Linked DNA regions of Mus musculus: region 2 is linked to region 1. A link is a loop called in an ENCODE intact Hi-C map of the cell type or tissue named here. Cell type or tissue: heart. All regions are shown on one strand.

Region 1 (2,500 bases):
TTATTAGAATTTACTCTTTTACTGCAATTCTCTATTTATTACATTATATTTGGGCTGTTTTAAACGTGAATTTCTCAGTAAAGATTCTAGCCTTAGAGACTGGAGATACTCAGACAGCAAGAGACCCGTCTGCTGCTCTTTCAGAATCTTGAGTTCGATTCCCAGAAGCCACGTGGTGGGTTCTAATAGGTTCTGGCACCCTCTTTTGGTATTCTGTAATATGCAGGTAGACTCCTGCAAATAAATTACAAATGGGAATTTTAACCATCTCATTGCTCTTTTAATTTGCTCTAACTCAGCATTTAATCTTCCAAAGGGGGGCCAGGCATCAGTGGTGGCAATAAAGCCCAGAAAGTAACAACAAACTCTAGGGGGCTAAGTGTTTTTGAAAAGGAGACCTAAATAATGTGGAACAGGCATCTTTGCCTCCCTCCTTGCACACCCTGTTTTGATGCTGTTGTGAGACCCCGACTTAAAGCGTTTCTCCCTGAAAGGTAAAGCCTCTAAACGTTCCCCCAAGCTTGTTTTCCCTGATCTCTAAAAATATAGCCAGAAAGAAGCTCTTTGTTCTCTATAGCCAGCAAAAAAGCCTTTTTGTTTCTATACCTTACAACCAGAGATGCGATAATTGTAAAAAGACCTAGCCTGGCTCCCTGTGCCAAGGACACAGAGATAAACTCCACAAAGAAGAGCTACAAACTCACTCCCCACTCCTCATGCCTTGTAATTTACCAAGGACACCTGCCAGAGAAGGGCTGTAGCCAAACTCCCCCAACTCCTCACGTTTTCCTTTAAAAGCTCCCTACTGTTACCGCTTGTGGTCGAACTCCCCTGCCCAGCACGGAGCAGCTAGCTGACAATAAAGCCTCTTGCAGTTTTGCATCAGGTGTGGTTTTCTCTCGAGTTATTGGGGTGCCGGCCAGCTCATCCTGGGACTTTAGCGGAGGTCTCCCCAGTTTGGGGGTCTTACACTGTTCCCCTACGTTAGTCACGTACTTTGACTTAGAGAATGATTTCGCCTGTTTTCACAGCTCCCTGTCATACTTTCGTTTTTGGGTGCCCGAGTCCAGCCCGTGTTCGCTATGTTCGGGCGGGACGATGGGGACCGTTTGTGCCACTCGGGAGAAGTGGTGGGTGGGTACGCTGCTCTGTCATGTGTGCGTGAGTGCCCCGCCCTGAGCTAGGGAGGACCCTTGGGAGAGACGGAATGAGTGAGTGAATTGTGGCATGAGAGATCTGTATTGGTTTGTTTGGTTGATCGAGACCGTTGTCGGGCGACACCTAGTGGTGACTCGTTTCTCCAACTTTCCTTTGCCCCAGTCTATGAGGACAGGAAGTCCCTACCTAGAGCTGGCCAGAGTTAAGGAGTCCCAGCAAGCCAGCACGTGCCTCCTTTGTCCTGGAGATGGTGTCGTGTTTGGGTATATTCACTAACAGAGTGAATACTGGGAGATCTATGTGGGGAATGTTAGTTGCTGTGCTCCCTGCTGAGACAAATTACAGGGGTGGCGGCACTTGATCACGTCAACCAGAATTCTTAAATTCTGCCCTGGAACTTCATGTTTTCCTTGTCCCCTCCTGTTCTGTCCCTGGAGGCAGGGCTCTGGAATTTTGAGGCAAAGAGGATGATGTTGCCCAGGCTTCCAAGCCATTGGAACCCAGCCCTGTCTCCCTGGAGCTTCAATGTCTTTTAATTCTTTTAAAATTTCTCCAGGAGCTCCTTGGTCTCTGGGGCCAGGGCTCTAGATTTTGGGGGCTGAGACAATGCTGTGGCCAGGGCATTCTAGAACGGTCCTGTCTGTCTACATCTACTCATGGCTATGATGCCAACTGACTTTTCCTTTGAGGTCCATTCTCCTGTTTATGGGGACTTTTTGGGGGGTGGGGGTGGGGAGGGCTCTGTTCCAGACATGACTCCCGGGTATACCATGTGGTGTGGTCTGTGAATTTCCTCCCCATACCTGTTATTGTTTTGATCTTTGTAATTGTCCATATTATACCTGGAGAATAAGTGGGAGGTCCCCGGTGCCCCCCACCCCGTTCCCCGCGAGGGGTCGGGGTGGGGTACGCCGGCCTCACGGGCCGCCAGTGAAATACCACCACTCATCGTTTTTTTTCACCGACCCGGTGAGGCTGGGGGGTGGGGGGAGCCCCGAGGGGCTCTCCCTTCTGGCACAAACTCCGGGGACAGTGCCAGGTGGGGAGTTTGACTGGGGCGGTACACCTGTCAAACAATAACACAACTGTCCTAAATCGAGCTTTTGGAGGACAGAAACTCACAAATACACTGGTGGGTGTGGCAGTGCTTGCAGGTAGGCAGGGCTGCAGGGGACCCAGTCATATGGCAGTGAGACACACCATATGAGAAACAAGACACACTAACCCTCTGAGAAGGGTCAGAAGAATAGCAGCAGGTGGGAGAGACCACAGTAACGGTGGTCAGCAATAGCAGGAGACTGGACTGCAGCCAGACCTGACAGAAAACAGAGGAGAGTGGAAG
Region 2 (2,500 bases), 320 kb after region 1:
TCTGTCTTGATTGTTTTTACATTTATTGTGTGTACATGCATGTAGAAGTAAACAGACACGGTAAAAGGACTCACTATATAGACCAGACTATCCTCTAAAAATCATGGTGATCCTCCTGCCTCACCCTCCCTCCTGTGTGTAGAAATTCCAGACATGTACTACAAGGCCTAGCCAAGAACTGCTTCTAAAAGAGGAAGCAAACTAAACTGAATGGAACCTTAGGCTAAGCCTTAGAACCAGGTAGCTGAATCCAAGGAGAAGCAGGCTAGAAGGTCAACCTTAATACTACAATAACATAAACATTCTTTTGCTTCAGACTAAGCCTAACAATGTTAGAAACCTTAGATAAAAGCTTTTTCTCATATAAAGTGAGCCATCATAGATATGTGAATATTATTCTTAGGAAAAAGAACCCATTTCTTCCCTCATTAAAGTCTCAGCTAGCTAGAAATATACTAAATTAAATCTATGAATACCTGGGATATTAAATAATGCAATACACATACTGACCTTTTTGTTTACAGTAAAAGAAATAGACTATGATCTATGTCCAGAAGTTGCCTCACAAACCACATGAACACCATCTCACTCAAATAGGGATAGTTAATTGGGCATTTGTCTCAGGACTGATTGATCAGGGCCACAGACCAGACTCAGAAGCTGACTGTGAGGTTGAGTCAAGATCCTATAGGGTTTTTTTAAGCCTAAAATCTACAAACATCTGTGCCAAGTTATCCCACCAATCAGGATTTAGGGATGGGGGATTTCCTTAGCAACATGTCTTTGTTGTACACTCATCCTGTTCTTATTGGTTGGGGTATTCAACTGTGACAGGGGACTTTCCATATCTAACATCTATGTCTTAACTTACCAACCAGGGTATTAGTTACCTACATACACATCTCTTTTTGCCAAGTAGGATGTCAGTTCTCAAGGAGGGCTTGGGAACTTAAACTTTACTTGCCTCCTACTCAAAATGTAAGTCTTATTACAAGTAGCTTATTATTGTTATAGGTATTTTTCTTATGTTGGGATCCATCCCAGGGACAGTTTATAAAAGCAAAAACCATAAAAGCTTATATATAGTTGCAGGAAGTGCTGCCTGGAAGTTAGTTTGGGTCCAAGTTTATTGTGGCTAACTATACAAAGCCACAATAACTATGACTTCTTATGACTTCTTCTGTTGTGATTGTTTTCCAAGAGCAACAAAGCACAGAGCATAACAGATTCTCTAATCACCTAGAGCATGAGAAAGTTTCCTAGTAACAGCACATGAGAAAGTTTCCTTATACCATTAGTAACAGCACAAAATGGCTGGCTGGACAAGTAACAGTTACCTAGGCCTTAACATTGTAGCCTATTCATCTAGTTGGCTTGAGCATCTATCCCTGCCAGAGTGAACCCAGGTTGGGACAGGCAGAGGTAGCTAGAAAGCTCATTCCTCTAAGGAGTTTCCTTTGTGGATAAAGGATGCCATCTAGCAAGGACTTTGGGAATGGCAGTAGTAAACCTCAGGCTCCACGTGGTGTAGTCTGTACGTTTCTTGGATCTGTGAGGCCAGTTCTCACGTATTACAAGAGGAAATTCTGCTCCCTGAGTGCTTATTGGGCCATAGAGAGTGTCTGCTGCTTATTGTTCAACCTTCACAACCCTGTGTATTCAAGATCTGAATGAAAAAAACACTAAATCCTCTCTCTAGGCTGAATTTACCCTCTCTGTGTTTGGAAAGGGTGTGATTATGTTTATGGTTGTCTTGGTCCATGCAAGTTGCTGTAACAAAACACATACCTAAAACTGAGTAATTTGTGAACCACAAAAATGGTAACCAATTTATAGACTTGGAGGCTGGGAAGTTTGAAATCAAGGTGCCATCAGATGTGGTATGTCTAGATTCTTTCTTCCATAGATGGTGTTTCTGTGCTGTATCCTCACAAAGCCCTAATCTCAGGAAGACCCTATCCTCATGACCTAACACCTTGAAAAGGCCTTGCCTTTTATATCAGCACATGGAATTTTGGAAGCACATAGATCATTTTTTGTTGGGCTTGGGTTTGTTGTTTAAAATTTGTATTTTGCTTTTGTTTTTGTTTTTTGGTTTTGGTTTTTTTGTTTTTGTTTTTTTGCTTTTTTTTTGGTTTTGGGTTTTTAGACATTTTTGGGGGATGGTAGAGGTAAGAAAACAACTTGCAGGAGTTAATGTTCTCCTTCTACCATGTGAGTTTCAGAGATGAAACTCAGATCATTAAGCTTGGCAGCAAGCACCTTTATCATTGAGCCATTTGTCCACCACTGCTTGTGTTTTGAAACAGAGTCTCAAAAAAAAAAAAAATGGAAGCACTATTCTGCCTTCATGATACATCTTCACATCACAATATAATTTGAAAACTGTTCCATATGAGACTCTTCAGGCTGCTTTGTTCTTTTCATGCAGATGGTATATTAATACTAAAGATGGCTAGACTAGAATTCAGTTAGCCATTTGCAGGTGAATATGATTATT

What was found. Hi-C counts contacts between places; a loop is a spot of excess contacts. Peaks named below come from ENCODE experiments on the same cell type or tissue, not always from the same donor. Only the 100,000 strongest peaks of a DNase experiment are listed, where the experiment ranks them.
Region 2: it touches region 1 in a loop (2.9-fold over the local background); 3 of 42 quality-filtered maps call a loop at or near these places.

The regions. Positions count from the first base shown.
Region 1 is chr19:61,198,342-61,200,841 of GRCm38, reverse strand. No RefSeq gene overlaps it. Among named protein-coding and RNA genes, the nearest start is that of Gm7102, 23 kb to the right of the region's middle. In heart, no CTCF peak of the experiment used is centred here; a DNase peak (open chromatin) is centred at 1,271; H3K4me3 peaks cover 742 bases; H3K27ac peaks cover 429 bases.
Region 2 is chr19:60,882,312-60,884,811 of GRCm38, reverse strand. No RefSeq gene overlaps it. Among named protein-coding and RNA genes, the nearest start is that of Grk5, 6.2 kb to the left of the region's middle. In heart, a CTCF peak has its summit at 1,481; no DNase peak of the experiment used is centred here.